Linked DNA regions of Homo sapiens: region 1 is linked to region 2. The links are chromatin loops, found by intact Hi-C in ENCODE. Cell type or tissue: heart left ventricle. All regions are shown on one strand. Links, peaks and the distances in the headings refer to the core of each region. The heading gives the core; the rest is flanking DNA.

The links. Peaks named below come from ENCODE experiments on the same cell type or tissue, not always from the same donor. Only the 100,000 strongest peaks of a DNase experiment are listed, where the experiment ranks them.
Region 1: it touches region 2 in a loop (2.2-fold over the local background); 13 of 110 quality-filtered maps call a loop at or near these places.

The regions. Positions count from the first base shown.
Region 1 is chr22:29,776,314-29,788,081 of GRCh38, reverse strand. No RefSeq gene overlaps it. Among named protein-coding and RNA genes, the nearest start is that of UQCR10, 15 kb to the right of the region's middle. RefSeq lists a silencer at 4,783-4,956. In heart left ventricle, for the core only: no CTCF peak of the experiment used is centred there; DNase peaks (open chromatin) are centred at 5,851 and 8,770; H3K27ac peaks cover 4,746 bases.
Region 2 is chr22:29,827,740-29,836,449 of GRCh38, reverse strand. ASCC2 (activating signal cointegrator 1 complex subunit 2) reads left to right here. Exons shown (of 20, transcript NM_032204.5): 2 at 4,108-4,205. The coding sequence starts at 4,125. Among named protein-coding and RNA genes, the nearest start is that of ASCC2, 6.2 kb to the left of the region's middle. In heart left ventricle, for the core only: no CTCF peak of the experiment used is centred there; a DNase peak (open chromatin) is centred at 5,639; H3K27ac peaks cover 4,553 bases.

The DNA.
Region 1 (11,768 bases), core at 982-8,981, 49 kb after region 2:
CCCCCCAAATCTAGAGTTCGGACAGAAACCTTAAGAAACAAGTGAGAATGTCGCTGCCAAGCCCTGTCAAAGTGAGTGGGACTTGGGCCTGTTTCCTCAAAGCCCCTTCCCAGGCATGGCCAACCAGTTCCTAGCGTGGCAGCAGATGCCAGGCCACACTGCGTGTTGTCACTCAATGGCGAGTCAACAGCGGGGCATTGACTGGGCTGACCCTAGCCCAGCCTAGCCTGGAGCCCCATCCTATCAGTGGAAGCCAGGGCCCATGCCTGGCTGGACCTTGACAAATCACCCTGGATGCTGGTGCAATTTATTTGCACGTGCTTAGGATGAGAGTCTGAAGCAGAGGCAGACAGGCACTTGATGGATTGGTTTTGTTAGGTCAGCCCGCACAAGTGAAAATCAATAGCAATCCCTCTGCCTGGCCAGCCCTCTTGGTGTATTTGAGATGCAGAGCAGATACGGGGGTGGTGTCCTCCCCCTGAGCTGCTGAATTAGCTGAGATCAGGCCCAGGGTCAGCCGTCCTGACAGGCAGCAGGAAGACTCTGTTTCCTCCTGGAGGCATTTGCCAGGGACCTCCCTAAACTCCTCAGGTCCAGTGCTTGTCCCTGGAGCAAGGCAAGGTGAGTTGGGAGTTCCCAGGATTTACTGGTCTTACCTGTTCCTGTTCACACGGCCCCTCTCACATTCTCTTAGTCATCTATACCTCCCACCCACCTGGACTGGTGTTCAGGCCTCATGTGAAAATCCTGGTTTAAAGTATTTGAGAAGGAGTCAGTTTTTCAAATTTTTCAGAATGTAGTGCCAGGTCAAACTTCATCTCCCTTGAGGATCTACTACTTTCTCATTTCAGATCTTGAAAGCACTCTTTCAGAGGTGCTTTGAAAACAGCTCAGGGGCCATCCAGAATGGTGTTCCTACGCCTACTGCCTCATCTCTCAGGGCCTCAGTTTTCCCATCTGTACAGTGATCCTGTTGGACCAGATGAAATCTTTCCACCTGGTGCCAGTTAAATCCTCTGAGGAGATCCCAAGGTTTAATTAACATTGGCAGCTGCTCCAGCCTGTGCAACATAGCAAGACCCGATCCCTCCAGAAAATAATAAATAAGGTGGGTATGGTGGTGCACACCTGTAGTCCCAGCTACGCAGGAGGCTGAGGCTGGAGGATCACTTGAGCCCGGGAGTTGGAGGGTGCACCCAGGAGTTGGAGGCTGCAGTGAGCTATAATCATGCCACTGCACTCCAGCCTGGGCAACGAGTGAGACCTTGTCTCTTTTTTTTTTTGAGACGGAGTCTTGCTCTGTCACCCAGGCTGGAGTGCACTGGCACGATCTCGGCTCACTGCAACCTCCGCCTCCCGGGTTCCAGTGATGCTCCTGCCTCAGCCTCCCGAGTAGCTGGGACTACAGGTGTGCACCACCGTGCCCGGCTAATTTTCGTATTTTTAGTAGAGACAGGGTTTCACCATGTTGGCCAGGCTAGTCTCAAACTCCTGACCTCGTGATCCACCCACCTCAGCCTCCCAAAGTGCTGGGATTATAAGCGTGAGCCACCGCACCCAGCCAGAGACCTTGTCTCTTAAAAGGAAAAAAAAAATTTGCAGCTGCAGAAGTGTTAGAAGCGAAGTGGGGCTAGAAATGCCTGCTGGGTCACTGCATCCCACCATCCCCACTGCTGCTTCTACACAGGTATTTTCTAAGTGCCTTCTCTAGGCCCTGGCAAAGAACACGACTATCACATTTGCCAGCAAGCTTTGAAGACCTTGCGTCTCCAAGAGGACTTAAGACTCCAGCGTCTTTGTTCCTAATCTGTGGGTGGCAATGTCATGGGCATGTGTGTTTGAACAGTGCTTCTGTGCCTCTGTGAGGTGGTGGGGCAGAGCCGGTCCTTGTTTACTAAAAGGGACCCGAGCCCCCACAGGGGTGGGAGGATGGGTTAGGCTTAAAGAGCCAGGTGCAGTCTGGAAGAAGAAAGGATTGGTGAGAACTTGCATGGCCCTGCCACACCAGGAGCTTGGGTAAAATCATACTGGGAGGGAAACAAAACAAAAAAAGTCAACACCCAAGAAATGCAGGGGGGTAACTCGACCACCTCTGTAAAGAAGAAAAAAAGCAAACAAAAGAAAAATGCAAGGGGGTGTTGTGTAGCCGTTTAAAATGATATCAACAGAGACTTGGTAGACTTGGTAGTGACATGGGAAACTAAATATTCAAGAATTTTTAAAAGTAGAATACATGATTGATGCACCATGATGGTGAAAATGTTAATTCTTTTTTTCATACAAACAAAGCAAGTCTGGAAGGGAATGTGCATAAATGAAAATAATAGAGGCCGGGCATGGTGGCTCACGCCTATAATCTCAGCACTTTGGGAGGCCGGGGCAAGTGGATCACCTGAAGTCAGGAGTTTGAGACCAGCCTGGCCAACATAACGAAACCCCGTCTCTACTAAAAATACAAAAATTAGCCGGGGGTGGTGGCACACACCTGTAATCCCAGCCACTCGGGAGGCTGAGGCAGGGGAATCACTTGAACCCAGGAGGCAGAGGTTGCAGTGAGCAGAGACTGCGCCATTGCACTCCAGCCTGGGTGACAGAGTGAGACTCCGTCTCAAAAAATAATAATAATAATTAAAATTAATTAAAAAAATAAAAATTAGCCAGGCATAGTGGTGCTCAGCTGTAGTCCCAGTCCTGACTATTCATGAGGTTGAGGCTAAGCCCAGGAGTTCGAGGCTGCAGTGAGCTATGATCAAGCCCCTGCACTTAGGCTTGGATGACAGAGCAAGGCCCTGTCTCTAAAAAAAAAGACAAAAAAAAAAAGGCAGGAGGGAAGGAGTTAAGGCCAGAAGGCAGGCCAGCCCACTGCCTAGTCAGTGGTTCAAAGCGCAGCTCTCAGTGTTTGCAGCTTGTTCTCAGAAATCAGGGACTGGGCGGTCAGCCCGGCTGGAAGGGAAAAGGAAGAGGAGGACAAGGGCATCCACTCACATATTCGCCAAAAATCGACTATGTGTCAGGCATGTGTGAGAAGAACCCAGACTCTGCCTTCTTGGAATTCACTGTACAAGAGGCATGTGGATATTATATAAGACATTTTGTAAAAATGATTAATAATTGTGCTAAATCCTAATACATGAATGAAGAAATGAGTGGGAAGAGAAATAAACAAGCAAAATCAACAGAAAGAGGCTGAGAGCAAAGAGAATTCCCAGAAGCAGAGAGAGAGAGAGATTAACTAGGCAGAGGCAATGGGGTTCACTGGGGCTCTGCCAGGAAGTGGCGGGGAGGCAGCCAGCAGGAAGAATGGAACAGGAGGATCCTTCTTGGAAGGAAATTGGCATTGACGAGGAAGAGGGGACTTAGAGGTGGGGAGGGGTGTTGGCACCCAGAGCATGTTTATGGGATGCCTAGAAAGAGCTGGGGAGGCACCCAGGCTCCAGGGGACCCACCTGGGGGAAGGCCAGTCCCCAGGGAGAGGAAGGGTGGAGCAGAGGCTCCCCAGAGCAGCTTGGCATCTGGCCTTCTCTAAATCTCTTGAGCGTGGGGCAGCAAGGCAGGGGCTTTGACTGTGGCCAGAGGCTGTTGCAATTCAGTAGTCAGAACTAGGGTTAAAAATTCATTCTGAGGGCTGGGTGCAGTGGCTCATGCCTGTAATCCTAGCACTTTGAAAGACGGAGGTGGGTGGATTGCTTGAGCCTGGGGGTTCAAGAACAGCTAGGGCAACATGGCGAAACCTCGTCTCTACAAAAAATAGAAAAATTAGCCAGGTGTGGTGGCATGCACCTGTAGCCCTAGCTACTCGGGAGCCTGAGGTGGGAGGATCACTTGAGCCTGGTGGGGTGGAGGCTGCAGTGAGCCCTGAGCATGCCACTGCACTCCAACCTGGGCAACAGAGCAAGACCCTGTCTCAAAAAAAAAAATCGTTCTTTCTAGAGGTTACCCTATGTGTGTATGGGGTGGGGGTGAGGATCCTCAAAACGAGCATGAAATTCTCACTTCACATCACACTGAAAATTCCCTTCCAACGATCGATAATCAGCAAGAGGATTTCATACAGACTGGCGGAATTCAGTACATCTTAAAGGGCATTTAGTCCAGATTTTCTCAACCTGTTTCAACCCCCAACCAGCCCCAATCTTAGGCTTTGGAATTCCAGACATCCCCCCTCCCCTGGGGGTGGGGAGCTTTGTCCTGCTTAAGACTCTGCTGGGGCCGGGTGTGGTGGCTCACACCTGTAATTCCAATACTTTGGGAGGCCGAGGTGGGCGGATCACCTGAGGTCAGGAGTTGGAGACCAGCCTGGCCAACATGGTGAAATCCCGTCTCTACTAAAAATACAAAAATTAGCTGGGCATGGTGGCACACATCTGTAGTCTCCAGCTACTTGGGAGGCCGAGGCACAAGAATCACTTGAACCCGGGAGGTGGAGGTTGCAGTGAGCCAAGATCATGCCACTGCACTCCAGCGTGGGCAACAGAGCAAGACTCTGTCTCAAAAAAAAGACTTTGCTGAGCTTCTGTGGCTCTCTTCCAGCCATGGAGGTTTCCTCCAGCTTTACTTACTGTGGTCTGAATTACAAAAATGACAGGTACTTAATTCTAGTTTTCTGAATATGAAATGATGACGGTGACGCTGCCTTTTCTAGCAACAGGAGTCCACTCTCAGCACTCTGACATGTCCCTTAAGTGCTCTGCCATCCTAAGGAGATTGTAATTATGGTTTTCTCCTCCTTAAAATGATTTTACGCAGAAGAGCCAGGTGGAAAAGGGGCCCCCAGTGAGAAAAGCACCAATGATTCCTATAAAGTTAGGAATTTGTCTTTCTTATTTTATTTTATTATTATTTTTAATAATACAGACAGGGTTTCACCATGTTGCCCAGGCTGGTTTTGAACTCCTGGGCTCAAGTGATCCTCCCGCCTTGACCTCCCAAAGTGCTGGGATTACAGGTGTGAGCCATTGCGCCCAGCCATCTCCCTTCTTTTAACCACCCTGCCAGAAACCCCTTTGCACACATCACCTGCTATTTCCGGGGGGCACAGTTCGAAGCATGGAATTCTGGGGTCCTAGGGCCATGAACAGTTATAGAGCGGCCCGTCACTCTGGGTTTTGGCTGGTAGTTCTCCCTGGTGGGACAGAATCGGGGGTGGCTTGAACTCCAAGGCTTTTGCCTCCATGGGTGACTTCTGTCGTGAAACAGCCTCTCCCCAGGCCCTTGTCTCTAGGGAAGGTTGGAAACTCCATATTTGAGCCCTTTGGATGGGAGTTTGTTTAGAAGAAAGTGAAGCTACTGGCCCCTTCACTCTGATGGGCTCCCCAGGTGCCCCATGACAGAGCCAATGTCCACAGCCCAGCCTTCAGGGTCAGAGGCCTTGCCACAGGACAGTGACAGTGACAGATGAGGACCAGCTTGATGACCTGTCAAACAGGAGGTGGCCTGTCACACCTGGAAAACCACACTCCCCTGCTTGAGAGAGGCCTACACAAAAAGGCATTTAACGCTCCCCAGGGTGTTAATTCAGAGTAAGACGTGATGGCCAGGTCAGACCTTTTCCCTGGGGGACCAGGGTCCCCTAAATGGCTGGTGGCCTATTTTGCTTTTGCCATTCAGAGCAGGGGCTAGGCTCTGGGGTCAGAACTGAGCTGGGCTCAGCCACTCCCTGGCTCTCTGACTTTGAGCAAGGTGGCCTCACCTTCCGAAGCCACAGTTGTCCTATCAATAAACTGGAGATGTTGGCAGGGTGGCTGGGATAAGGTGTGTACAGTCCCGGTCTGCCGTGAGACAAGCTAGTGAGCTCACAGGGACTTGCCCACAGGGACCGGGCTGGGAGAGGAGTGGCAGGTACTTCCAGCCAATGCTCCAGCTGGCTTTCTGTGCACCCCACACCCCACTCTCTTGGCAGAGCTGCCCTAATTCCTCCTGGGCCATCTCCCATGGGCTCTGGATGGCCTGGATACACAAGCTGGACACAGAAGACAGGCCTGGTAAGTGTGCAGTCGGTGTCCTGGGAGCCCAGAGGAGGTGCCCCACACAGCTTTGTAGGACTGGAAATTACCCTCAGTGAATCCTTGAAACAAAGCCAGGAAAATGGTTGATTAAAAGTCTTGTTTGGAAGTTCAGGCCGGGCACAGTGGCTCACGCCTGTAATCCCAGCATTTTGGGAGGCCAAGGCGGGTGGATCACCTGAGGTCAGGAGTTCGAGACAAGCCTGGCCAACATAGTGAAACCCTGTCTCTACTAAAAGTAAAAAATTAGCCGGGCATGGTGGCATGTGCCTATAGTCCCAGCTACTAGGGAGGTTGAAGCAAGAGAATTGCTTGAACCCGGGAGGTGGAGGTTACAGTGAGCCGAGATCGCACCACTGCACTCCAGCCTGGGCAACAGAATGAGACTCTGTCTCAAAAATAAAAATAAAAATAAAAAGGAAGTTCAGTCACTTGCTTTTGGCTGCAAAGTGGCTGAGTCAGAATTCAAACCCAGATTTGCAGCTTCCAAAGTCCATTCTCTCAGCCCCTATAGGCTTTCCTCCCCTATAGCTAGGCACTTGAACTGGAAGCTACAATACTCCACATGTGGTTAGCTCAGCACGAAAAAGAGGGCCTATCACCTCCTTTGTTCTAAATACCTTGCTTTTGCTGATATAGCCTGTAATTCAAGTCATTCTATTGGCAGAGGGGCAGGGGAAAGGGAAGAGAGTAGAAAGCTGGGCAGGGGAAAGGGAAGAGAGTAGGAAGCTGGGCAGGACATATTTCCCCAATCTCTGCTCTGCTGTAGCCTCTCCTGACTGCCAGTGGAGGGAAAGGATTCCCTGCAGAGGGCCCAATGGAAGGAGATGTTTCCATTAGGAAAGCTTGGTGAGCTAAGGAGATCAGGCATCGCATGGAGTTGCAGCCCCAGGGCAAGAGGTGGCCCTCCCTGTTTGGGGCCTGCACTGGAGGGAGACAGAAGCCTGCTGAGACAGCAAGGATGGAGGGAACTGAGAGGACTCTGTTCTCAGTGAAAGGTGCTGGGGAGAGATAAGGGATGCCCGAGGAAGATACACGGTTACTGGGGCTTAAAATAGTGTTGGAGGCATGGAAAATGAGATTGCCAAGGGACAAAAAGGAGAACACAGGAAAGCGATCAGGCCTCAGAGGGAGGGAAGGGATGCCGAGAACACGATTTTAAAGCAGCTGGGACAATGAGGGGGAGGCACTTGGCTGATTCAGCTGTACAGTCAGCCCCAAAGCGCTCAGCCTGCATTTTTGTGGATCAAATATGCTAATTAGGCACAGGTCCCTGAAGACTGTGTGGGGAGACCCATTCATTTACCCTCTGTAGCAACATAACAAATGACCCCTCCTAGACCTGTGCTAAGCACATCACAAGCACTCTCATATATTTTCCCAACCACCCTGTGACATGTCAGCATCATTATTCCATTTTTCAGATGAGGAAACTGAGGGTCAGAGAGGGGAAACAACCTGCCCAAGGACCCCCAGCCAAAGAGCAGCAGGGCTAGGATTCAAACTCAGGCATGTCCTGTCTCCCTAATCCATGCCCAGGCATAAGGTGATGGAGCAAAGGAAAGCCCAGCAAGGACCCTATTTGGTAGGTTTGTGAAGTGAGATTTGAGGTAGCCTGGGTCTTACATGTCAGGCTAGGGAATATGAACTTGATCTTGTTGTGGGCAGTGGGGAGCCATTGAAGGTGTTTAAGCAGGGGCATCAGTCTGGCCTTACAAGAGTGCAATGGAGGCTGGGTGCGGTGGCTTACGCCTGTAATCCCAGCACTTTGGGAGGCCGAGGTGGGTGGATCACCTGAGGTCAGGAGTTCGAGACCAGCCTGACCAACATGGTGAAACCCCATCGCTACCAAAAATACAAAATTAGCTGGGTGTGGTGGTGCATGCCTGTAATCCCAGGTACTTGGGAGGCTGAGGCAGGAGAATTGCTTGAACCCAGGAGGCAGAGTTTGCAGTGAGCTAAGATCGCGCCGTTGCACTCCAGCCTGGGCAACAAGAGTGAAACTCCATCTCAAAAAAAAAAAAAAAAAAAAAAAAGTGCAATGGAGAAGAAGGGTTCCAGCGCAATCAGGGAAGGTTCTGGATAAAAGTGTTTTGTTTTGTTTTGCTTTTTGAGACAGGGTGTCACTCTGCCACCCAGGCTGGAGGGCAGTGTTGTGACCTTGGTTCACTGCAACCTCCACCTCCCAAGCTCGAGTGATCCTCCCACCTCAGCTTCCTGAGTAGCTGGGACTGCAGGTGTGCACCACCACACCCAGCTAATTTTTGTATTTTTTGTAGAGATGGGGTTCCCCCATGTTTCCCAGGCTGGTCTCAAACTCCTGAGCTCAAGCGATCTGCCTGCCTCAGCCTCCCAAAGTGCTGGGATTACAGGTGTGAGCCACTGTGCCCAGTCTAGGCAGAAGTTTCAAAATGGGGATAGGCCAGGAGCAGCAAGAAGGCAGTCAGCACCAAGCAGCTGCCAGCCAACACTTTCGCTACACTCCATCATTGCTCTGTCCTTGATGCCTGCTGGAGTCTGCCCTTGGCATTCGGTCTATATATAAATTCAAGCATATCAGGCCAAGGCCCCAAAGAAAAGAGAAAAATGATTTTTTTTTTACATGGCACATAGTAATAAATATGAGCATAGCCAATGGTCCTGCATTTGGATCTCTGCTCTACTCTCACTAGCTGCGTTACCCTGGGCAAGACACTTAACCTCTCTGAGCCTCATTTTCCACTTGGAATGACAATCCAGTGACACAGGGTGCATGTGCGGCACCTGGCCCAGGCCTGCCCCCGAGTGAGTGCCCAGAGAAGGCACTATTTTTGTGTGTGTGATCTTCTGTGTGTGCTGGTTGCCTGCCCCACACAGTACAGAGTGTTCGTCCTTTGCTGTCACTCAAGCAGCTGCCACAACCTCCGTCTTGTGCAAGGAATTTGTATTCTCTCCAACTTTGCACATTGCTCAGGCATTGTAAATTCATTGATTTCTGTCCTTTCCCCAGAGGACTTCAAACTCATTTGTAGGACGGTCCTTGTTCCTTGTGTTTGGAAGGGCTGACTGAGTCATGGGGATGGAATCTATTTCTTTTTAATAACTTACATTGCTTCCCCCCTTAGTACAAAAGCAGTAACATGCTCGGTGTGGTTCACACAAATAAGCAAAGGAAAACTACTGATAATCCTGCCATGCGGAAATAATCACTGTTAAGATTTTAGTTCTTATCCTTACAGCATTTTTTTTTTAGAAAAAAAGAATACACATAATGGTTTTCTACAAATATGGGATCGTACTACACATGCTATTATCACCATTTATTCAGGTAATGAGATATTGTGAACATCTTTCTGTTTCTCATCTGCATCATGTCGAATGGCTTACTTGTCTTCTATTATACCATGCTTTAGTCGGGCAATTCCCTGTTTTTGTACATTGAGGTTCTTTCTAATTATTTGCCGTTAAGCTACAATGAAGAGTCTCCTGGCTAAATATTTGCCCACAATCATGATTATCTTCTCAGGATAAATTCTTAGAAATAGAATTGCTGGGTCAAGTTTTTTGACTGATGTTGTTGAATGGGTCTTCCCGCCAGCAGTGTTTGAAACGATCATTTCCCATATCTTGGCTCATGCCGGATATTATAATGATTAAAAAAAAAAAACTTTGTGAATTTAATAAGTAAAAGGACATCTAGTGATTTTTATTTTGCCAATCTGTTGTTACAGAGCTTCAAGAAGCAGATGCAGGTATAAAATGGGCCGGAGAAAGATGCAGAGGTAGGGAGGGGAGTGTGGTGGGTACCCATAGTCCCTTCAGTACGAAAGATTTACCACCTCAGATGCTGGACGTGCTGTTGGCCTCTTCAGGGATTGGCCAGGCTGAAGAGAACTGCCCTGCCCTGTCTGCCCACTTCCTAGGCAGCAGCCTCCAGCGAGTGATCAAAAGAGACTACAGTCTGGGTGCGGTGGCTCACGCCTGTAATCCCAGCACTTTGGGAGAACAAGGCAGGCAGATCACTTGAGTCCAGGAATTCAAGACCAGCCTGGGTAACATGGTGAAACCCCGTCTCTACCAAAAGAAAAAAAAAAAAACTCAAAAAGAAAAAGAGGCTATAAATGGCCCTGGTCACCCAGATCAGGACAGCTCTGAACGGCCATGCTTCAGAACTAACCAGGGTCAGCGGAAGCCTTTGTTGAAACTGCATCTATGGCCAGATGCAGTGGCTCACACCTGTAATCCCAGCACTTTGGGAGGCCGAGGCGGGTGGATCACAAGATCAGGAGTTTGAGACCAGCCTGGCCAACATAGTGAAACCCTGTCTCTACTAAAAATACCAAAACTAGCCAGACGTGGTGGTGGGAGCCTGTAGTCCCAGCTACTCGGGAGACTAAGGTGGGAAAATCACCTGAATCCAGGAGGCAGAGGTTACAGTGAGCCAAGATCATGCCATTGCACTCCAGCCTGGGTGACAGAGCAAGACTCCGTCTCAAAAACAACAACAAAAACAAAAACACAAAGAACACATCTACATCTTGGTCTGACTTCTTTTTTTTTTTTGAAATGGAGTCTCACTCTGTCGCCCAGGCAAGAGGGCAGTGGTGTGATGTCAGCTCACTGCAGCCTCTGCCTCCCAGGTTCAAGCAATTCTCCTGTCTCAGTTTCCCAAGTAGCTGGGATTACAGGTGCCCCCCCCCCCACCACCATGCCCAGCTAATTTTTCGTATTTTTAGTAGAGACGGGGTTTCACCATTTGGCCAGGCTGGTCTCAAACTCCTGACCTCAGATGATCCATCTGCCTCGGCCTCCCAAAGTGTTGGGATTACAGGGATGAGCCACCACGCCCAGCCAGTCTGACTTCTTCTGCTGGTCCTGTTTCTTTTCCTTGGTCTACACTAGCCCCCAGTGGAGTCCACTCCCCAGGGAACCCAGCCTGTGGTTAGGAAGCATCCTTGTGTCTACCTGGGACAAGCTCAACGTGTGCTTGGTGTACAAACCTAGAATGTTCTGAGAGCTGGGCCTTCCTTCTTTGGGCCACCATGACAACACAGAGGTAAAATGTTTTAAGCCCTGGCAGGCAGCCCTGGGGTGCCAGAAGCTTCTAGGGTACCCTCTGGCTGGGTTATTTAAGCAGTCAGCTGGGTGGAGATTTACTATACAGAGTTTACTTCCCTTGACACCCCTCCTAGATAACAACACCCTCAGAAACAACAAGAATTATGGCTGCCATTGTGCAGTATCATGGGGGTTATTTATTTTACAGATAAAGGAACTGGCTGAGAGAGGGTAAGTAACTTGTCTGAGTTCGCACAGCCGGTGAGTGGTGGGGCTTGAAGTCTAACCCAGGACTGTCCATTCTAAAATCAATGCTCTTGGCTGGCCACGGTGGCTCATGCAGGTAATCTCAGCACTTCGGGAGGCTAAGGTGGGTGGATTGCCTGGGCAACGTGGTGAAACCCCATCTCTATTAAAATACAAAAAATAATCTGGGCATGGTAGCACACACCTGTAATCCCAGCTACTTGGGAGGCTGAGGCACAAGAATCATTTGAACCCGGGAGGCAGAAGTTGCAGTGAGCCGAGACGGTGCCACTGCACTCCAGCCTAGGAGACTGAGTGAGACCCTGTCTCAAAAAAAAAAAAAAAAAAAAAAAAAGATAAAAGAAACAAAGCGCATGTAACGTTACTCTTCAAACCAGAGTCACTCTCCATAAATTATCAGTTTGATTTTCTTCATAGCCCTAACCTGAGCTGAAATTCTTTTTTTTTTTACTTTTTGTAGAG
Region 2 (8,710 bases), core at 711-8,710:
CACTGCCTTCAGGTGAAATACTAAAATCTTTAGTGTAGCATTGAGGCTTTTTTTTTTTTTTTTTTTTTTTGAGATGGAGTCTCGCTCTGTCGCCCAGGCTGGAGTGCAATGGCGTGATCTCGGCTCACTGCAACCTTCGCCTCCCGGGTTCAAGCTATTTTGAGGCTCTTTTTAAACTGGTCCTGTCTTCCCTATCCAGCTTCTCTTCTCTCTTCACTTCTGTCATCCCCTATCTGACCTGTGTTTTCAGTAACACCAAATGTCTCCCTCTTCCTTCAAAGCCACACTTTTTAGACAGGGTCTCACTGTGTCCCCTAGGCTGGAGTTCAGTGACGTATCATGGCTCATTGCAACCTCAATCTCCTGGGCTCAAGCAATTCTCCTTCCGTGGCTTCCCAAAGTGCTGATTGCAGGCGGAAGCCACCTCACCCGACCCAAAGCCACACATTTTAAGACTCTGAGCCTTTGTTCATGCTTGCTCTCTGCTTGGAATGTCACCTTTTCCCCCATCCTTCAACATCCAGGTTATAGATCACCTTCTTTGTAATATCCTTCCTTTCTCTACTATACTGTAGTTTTGGACATTTCCTGTTACAGCTTTAATGCCAAATCATAGTCAGTTATATGCCTAGGACCCAGATTGTATTCAGGAATTGTTTGCTGAATAAACCAGGAAGCCCAAAGTGTCTTGCCTCTGGTTGGGACTTGAATAATAACAACAACTAAACTTTATTGAGTGCTTATTATGTGCCAGGTATTGGGTTGAACACTTCACATTGATTACTTCTCATAGCAACCCTACGAGTTTATGTACTATTACAATTCTGGTATTACAGAAGAGGCAATCAAAAGTTAGAGAGGTTAGGGAACTGTCTCAAGGTCTCAACATGGATAGGAAAAGGTGGAGCCAGGACTTGAATCCAGGCTGTAGGACTGTAGCGCTCTCTCCCTACCACCACACCAGGCTAGCCCTGAATTGCCCTGGCAGGCAATGGTTTGTAGGAGTGAATTTCTTTTAAAGAAAAAAAATTTTTTTTTTTTTTTTAAATTTTGGGACAGGGTCTTGCTCTGTCACCTAGGATGGAGTGCAGTGGTGCCATCATGGCTTACTGCAGCCTTGATCTCCTGGGCTCAAGTGATCCTTCCGCCTCAGCCTCCTAAGTAGCTGGGACTACAGGAGTGCACCACCACACCTGACTAATTTTTGAATTTTTTGTAGAGATGGGGGTCTCACTATGTTGCTTAGGCTGGTCTCAAACTCCTGGCTTCGAGCAATCCTCCTGCCTTGGCTTCCCAAGTGCTGGGATTACAGGCATGAGCCACTGCACCTGGCCGTGAATTTCTTCTGAAAGCAAATGCTGTCTCTACCTGTCTAGGCCTGGACTGTGGGGCCTAGAGGTTAAAGGGTGGAGACTTGCCTCCTCCTCCTGACTTTTTCTCCACCCTGTGTCTCACACCCAACACTCCCACAGCCATCTTCAGCGGGCGAGCCTGGAAAGAACTGGGCCTGTCAGTCATTTAGACTTCTGCACTGGTTTGCAGAGCAGTGGTGTTTCCAGCTCACTTTCCAGCATGGCTAGAGGGTTAGAAAAAAAAATTATTATTATTATTTTTTAACATATTCGGCACAAGAGCCCCAGGTGCCCTAGCAAAAGACCTGGGCTTCGGTTTCAGCTTGGCCAATAATGTATTTACCTTGAGCAAATCAGGGCCCCTCTTTGGACATCTGAACATGGTAATCCTTGTTGTCCTTAATTGGGTTGTTGTGAGAGGCTAGTAAGACAGTAACTTGATTAGAAATACGTGCAGCAGAGGATATTATCTATGCTTTGCAAAGCTGAAAGATGAAAACTTACCTAAGCCCTTTATTACTTTCTTTGCCTTGTGATTTTTTTTCAGGCCACCTCGTGTATGCAGAGACCATGTGTGTCTGATCTGCTGGGATCCTAGAGCTGGAACAGGTGTCAAGGACTAGGCAGACTGGTCCTCTCTTATTACTCCTTCTAGGGTGGGGATCTTCACAGTCTTTATAACAGGCCAGAACCAAGGTTCCTTGGGTACCAGGCTGTTTCCACCTCCTTGCCTTTGCTCTGCTGTTTCCTCTGCCTGGGGCACCCTTCTTCCCTGGCCAGTCTCTATTATCAAGACTACTCAGACTCTCCTCTAGAAGTGCTTTGACTTTCACTCCACCCCTTCACCCCGTCTCACCCCTAAGTTTAACTAAACTAGACACAGTATAGTGAATAGTTAAGAACCAGCCTGCTTCACCACCCACTAACTGTGAGACCTTGGGCAAGTTTCTTATTTTCTGTGAGCCTCTGTTTTGTCACTGATAAAATGAGGATAATAATAGAACTAACCTTAGACTTTTTGTGAGCATTAATACATGTAAAGCCAGTTAACAGGGCAAGTAAGTTAATGCTGAGAAGAGCACTTAGAGGCCAGGCGCTCACACCTATAATCCCAGCACTTTGGGAAGCCAAGATGGGCGTATTGCTTGAGCTTGGGAGTTTGAAACCAGCCTGGGCAACATGGTGAAACCCCGTCTCTATTTAAAAAAAAAAAAAAAAGAAAAAGAAAAGCACTTAGAGGAGCTCTTCATATCATTAAGCCTGGCCCAATATCTGAGATATGACACAGCTGGTAGCTCATGTCCCCCATGCTCCTCTGCTTGTCTGTGAAGGCTCAAGAGGTGACAGTTTAATCACCCCAGCCTCTGTCTCTCTTCATGTTGTCATTGAGTCTGTTCTAGCCTTTTATGGCATGTTTTTTGAGGGGCCTAATACACTTCTATTCCGTGATTCATTTAACACGTATGTCCCTTCTGTGGGTCAGGCCAAGTGATATTGTGAAAAGAACACTGGACAGCAAGACAGGAGACCTTGGATCTGCCACTCACTGACTGTGAGGTCAGTTTGTGCCTTTGTAGAAAGGAGCTTGCACTGTCAGTTTTCTATGAATTATCTTTTTCCCTGGTCCTTCTCTTTTTCCACGTCCTTCTTCCCTTCTTCCATGTCCTTCTTCCCTTCTTCTCATGTCGTTCTATTCTTCCACGTACTTCTTCCCTGAAGCCTAGAAAGGTTGCAAAATCTTAACATCCTCCACAAGTGAGGAAAGGCCCATGGCTTCAACCCTCAAAAGACTTAAAATCTGGCTAGAGTTTTAAAAGGAGTGTCCTCATATGTAGTCATTCTTCAAACATTTGGTGAGGCCACCTCTGTACCAATCCTGTGCTCACAGAAAAGATAGCAAGAGGAGAGCCCTGGGCATTGTCTTCATAGAGCTCACAGGCTACTGAGCTCACAGAGCTGGAGCCATAATAAAGGGAATCTACATATTTTTAGCCAGTACTTCTCAAAGTGGGTGGAAACAGGCTGGGCACAGAGGCTCACACCTGTGAGCGCTTTGGGAGGTTGAGGCAGCACTTTGGGAGGCCAAGACAGGAGGATCATTTGAGCCCAGGAGTTTGAGACCAGCCCGAGTGATGTAGTAAGAACTCATCTATCAAAAAATAAAACCTGTCTCTACAAAAAATTAAAAAATTAGCTGGCCGTAGTGGTGCATGCCTGTAGTCCCAGCTACTCAGGAGGCTGAGGTGGGAGGATTGCTTTAGCTCAAGAGTTAGAGGCCACAGTGAGCTATGATCTCACCACTTCACTGGACAACAGAGTAAGACTCTGTCTCTTTAAAAAAAAAAAAAGCTGGGCATGGTGGTGTGTGCTTGCAGTCCCAGCTACTGGGGAGGCTGAGGCAGGAGAATCACTTGAACCAGGGAGGCGGAGGTTGCAGTGAGCTGAGATAGCGCCACTGCACTTCAGCCTGGTGACAGATCGAGACTCCATCTCAAAAAAAAAAAAAAAAAGTGGGTGGAAATATATCAGAAGTCATCTGGGGAAGTATTTCTTCTACAATTGAGAACTGCTTTATGCAAAAAAAGTCACTTTGGCTGGGTTAGTAGGTGCATGAACCAGGTCCTGAACCACAACAGGAGCCTCCTAAGGCGAGAGGTTGAAGCTTCTCTTCTGACTCTGGGATCAGCCCCAGAGCAGGCCCTGCCCCCAGGAGTCTGTGTGTCTGCTCTCTTCTTCCCATCCATATTCCTTTCAGGAGGGTCACGCAGCACAATGCCAGCTCTGCCCCTGGACCAACTCCAGATCACCCACAAGGACCCGAAGACAGGAAAGCTGAGGACTTCACCAGCGCTGGTGAGCCGGTCACTTAAGGCCATTCAGCCTGATATTGTCAGTCTTGCAATTTCAGGAGCAAAAAGTAAATTCCGTCTTTATCTGTTCCAAGAATGACACGAGGGCCATGGTCGGTGATTCAGTAGCTGAGACACTACTAGTCTCTTCCAGGCCCAGAGTAGGAATTTCCTTCCGAGCAGCAACTTGAATTTGCATAGGATTTTCCATGTCACCACCCTGCACCTTCCCCCCAAAGCATTTAATTTCAAATCAGTCCAATGGCAGTTCTAATTCAGCCTGGATCGGGCTAGAAATGGATCCAGCCCAAAGCTGGGTTTGGGGATTTGACCCTGTGGAGGGTGTTCAGGTTTCAGGTAGCGTTTTCAGAGCTATCTAAGCTGCTATCCGTATTTTGGTGGGAACGCTGATTTCAGAGGTTGGGCCGTCTTTTATCTCAACTGAGATAGGAAGCACCACATACAAACACCCCGGCAGAGCTAGTGAGACTGAAAAATAAGGAGGCTATGAACATGTCGATTACCAGCTGCAGAGAGAGATTAAAGCCATGGAGAGGTGCCAGGCTGCTGAAGAAGGAGATAGATGTAGCCCTGGAGTTCCTATACCCACTTGTTGTTTTCCCAAGAATTTGAGCTCACTTGAACAAGGTGGGAGGAAGTGTTTTCTAGGGGTTTGAGTAAAGTCGTGGGAAACAGGAACTTGGTGTTTTATTTCCTGCCTTCTAGATGGCTTCTTATTACTTCTTAAATAGTCTCTAATAATAGTACCTGACATTTATACAGTACTTGCCCTGTGCCAGATCATTCTAAACACTTCACCCGGATTATCTCATTTAGTCCACATCACAGCCCTACAAATAGACATTTTGATTGTCTCCATTTTACAGATGAGGAAACTGAGAGTTCAGAGTCACAGAATTAGGAAATCAGGGGAGTCAGGATGGGAGCCTAGCCAGGCAGACCCTAGGACACATATCCTTAAATTCTTTCTGCTATAAAGCCTCTCATTTTCTTTTTATAACCTTTTTATGTGTGGGAGATATTTATCAGAAAATCTGGAAGTGTTCTTTTCAGTATGATAGCCACCCAATAGGTGGTCATTCACCACATGTAGCTATTAAGCACTTGTAATGTGAATAGTGAGTGTGGACTGAGGAACTAGATTTTTAATTTAATTGTAATGCTTTTAAATTAAAATAGCCCCATGTGGTGAGTGCCAGCACAGATATAGAGCAGTTATATTATTGCAGAAAGTTCTGATGGAAACACTGATGGAGACTGGCTCCTTGGGTGGTCGAGTATGATTTTCCACCTCAGTCCTCCCCACATACCGAATGAACATGTGGGTTGTTAGACTGCAGGCATTGTGAGAGCGATGGCCTGGTCCTTGCCCTTTACTCCTGATTTCCAGTGCCAGGCGCACAGGAGGCTCTCAGAAAACATTTGGTACATGAGTCAGGGACTGCAGCCAGGCCATGTGCCAGGTGCTGGAGCTATAAAGAGAAAAGACATGGTCTCTGCCCTTGAAGAGCCCACGACCTAAGAGAAAGACAGACCAGTAGCTTCTCTAGTGTGATCAGGGTTGTGACAGAAGGAAGTCTAGGCTGTTCCATGAGTGCAGAGCCGGGGCCGCCGATCCAGACCAGTGGGGTGTGTAGGGGCAGGGAGGCTTTGGCCTGGTGGGAGGGTACGTGCAGCCCAGGAGGGCTTCCTGAAGGAAAGGGCTTCTGAACTGGGTATTGAAGGGCAACTTAACACTAGCTGGGCAGAGCAACAGGAGAAGGCTGGACCTGGTAGGACAACCTTAGTATGCAGTTCTGGAGTCTTGAGAGATCCTGACTCTTACACTAACCACAAGTCACTTGAGGTGGCAACAGTATAGCAGAGTTAGCAAGTACAGGCTTCGTGTTCATTTCACACATATTTGAATATTTGTCTTTGTGTCTTTGGGCAAGTTATTGAACCTCTCTAAGCCTCAAATCCAAAAGCGATAATAATAGGACCAGCTTTGCAGGGTGGTTGTGGGGATTAAATGAGATGCCTGTGAATGAGCACTGTGCCTGGAACATAGTAAGCACTCAATAAATTGTTATTACAATGGTGATGACAGCAGGGACAACAACAGCAGCACTAAATTGGGGGTATGGTGGGAAGGCAGATGAGTTGAGGGAGACAGCTGCCTGATCGAAGAGGGGTCTTGCTGGCAGACTGAAGAGTGTTACTCTGAAGGCCACGGGCAGCTCCTGAAAGATTGTACTAAGATATGTGTCCACCCTATATTTGTCCCTTTAGTCTTGGCTTGGGGCATGATCTCTAGCCAAAGGGTAGTTACCACACCACCTTTTCAGGGTAATTGGTAGAGCTAATGTTGGTTGAGGATCTATTTGAATAGCACATACTTGAAGACCCAAAAGAAATAGTCTTGTGGCCAGGCCCGGTAGCTCACGCCTGTAATCCCAGCACTTTGGGAGGCTGAGGCAGGTAGATCACTTGAGCCCAGGAGTTCAAGACCAGCTCGGGCAACATGGCAAAACCATTTTTTTTTTTTCCCAGACAGAGTCTTGCTCTGTCGCCTAGGCTGGAGTGCAGTGGCGCGATCTCGGCTCACTGCAACCTCCGCCTCCCGGGTTCAAGTGATTCTTCTGCATCAGCCTCCTGAGTAGCTGGGACCAGCTAATTTTTGTGTTTTTAGCAGAGACGGGGTTTCACCATGTTGGCCAGGCTAGTCTCGAACTCCTGACCTTGTGATCCGCCCGCCTTGGCCTCCTAAAGCACTGGGATTACAGGCGTGAGCCACCACGTCCAGTCAGCCTCCATTCATTTCTTTGTCCAGCCAGCAGATCTGTACAGAAAGTCTGCTCAATGCCAGGTGGTGTTCTATAGACTCGGAATGCTGGGTGAGCAAAGCTCAGACTGCCTCCAGACACCTACAAGCTAGTGGGGGAGACAGCTGGGAAGACCAGTCCTCCCCTTTTATACAGCTTTATTCAGGCATTGTTGAAGGACAATAAACTGCACATATTTAAAATATACAATTTGCCAACACCTATGAAAAGAAAGGGAATTTTTTTTTTGAGGTGGAGTCTAACCTGTTGCCCAGGCTGGGGTGCAGTGGCATGATCTCTGCTCACTGCAACCTCCGCCTCCCAGGTGCAAGTGATTCTCCTGCCTCAGCCTCCCGAGTAGCTGGGACTATAGGTGCGTGCCACTACACCTGGCTAAGTTTTGTATTTTTGATAAGAGATGGGATTTCACAGTGTTGGCCAGGCTGGTCTCAAACTCCTGGCCTCAAGTGATGGGCCTGACTTGGCCTCCGAAAGTGCTGGGATTACAGGCATGAGCCACTGTACCCAGCCAACATTTTAAAAATTAAAACGTAAAATATGCAATTTGATTGGTTTTTCCATCTGTATGCATGCATGAAACTATCATCATCAATGAGCATTTCTACCACCCCTGAAAGTTTTCTTGTGCCTCTCTGCAATCCATGCCTTCCTCCCACCCTTTCCCCATCCAAACCACTGATCTGAAAGCACTTTTAATGCTGTTCAAGTGGTATAGAGAGGTGAGCACAGAATGCAGGTGCTGAGGGAGAGCTTAGATGAGCTCCTAATCCAGCTGGGATGGGAGTCAGGGAGGCTTCCTGGAAGAGGTGAGATTGGAACTGGGGTCAGAAGGACAATCAGTGAGACCAGGATGGCACACAGATACCATAGGTCATTTAATAGGTCTGCAGTGTAAGCTTTGGCTCAAATCCTGCCTCAGTTGCCTCTTTAATCCCATGACCTTGGGAAAGTTCCTGAAACTTACTGTTTGATTCCTCCTCTAAAATGGGATGAATACTATGTCTCTTTTAAATAGTTTTTGTAGATTAAAAAAATAGGGGCTGTGGGTTGTGCCTGCTTAGTGGCTGGCACAGGGCAGGTCCACAATGAGTGGCAGCTTTCATTTGCACCATTCCAGCATTCACCAAATCTGTCTCCCACCGCCCAGTGCAATCTGTGCCCTTTTGTTATGACCCATGTTTATGCCTCCATAAAAATGTTTCTTCCATTTGAAGTCCTTATCCTCGAATGCTTGGAGCCTTGGAGGAAGTCTGCTTGCTCTGGGAAGCCGTCCCTTATCCTCCAGGTGCTATTAATTCCCTTCTGCATTTCCACAGTCCCTCTGCCAGGTTTGAGCTGTCACTTCCTTTGTTTTGTGCTCACTTGGTGATTTAGATGTCCATCTTCCCCCTGTGGGATTGTAGGGAAAGTAGAATCTCAGGGGTGTGTGTGTGTGTGTGTGTGTGTGTGTGTGTCAGAAGAATGAGTAGCCTGGTGTGTGTGTGTGTGTGTGTGTGTGTGTGTCAGAAGAATGAGTAGCCTGGTGTGTGTGTGTGTGTGTGTGTGTCAGGAGAATGAGTAGTCTGGGTGTATGTGTGTGTGTGTGTGTGTGTCAGAATGAGTAGCCTGGTTGTGTGTGTGTGTGTGTGTGTGTGTGTGTGTGTGTCGGGAGAATGAGTAGCCT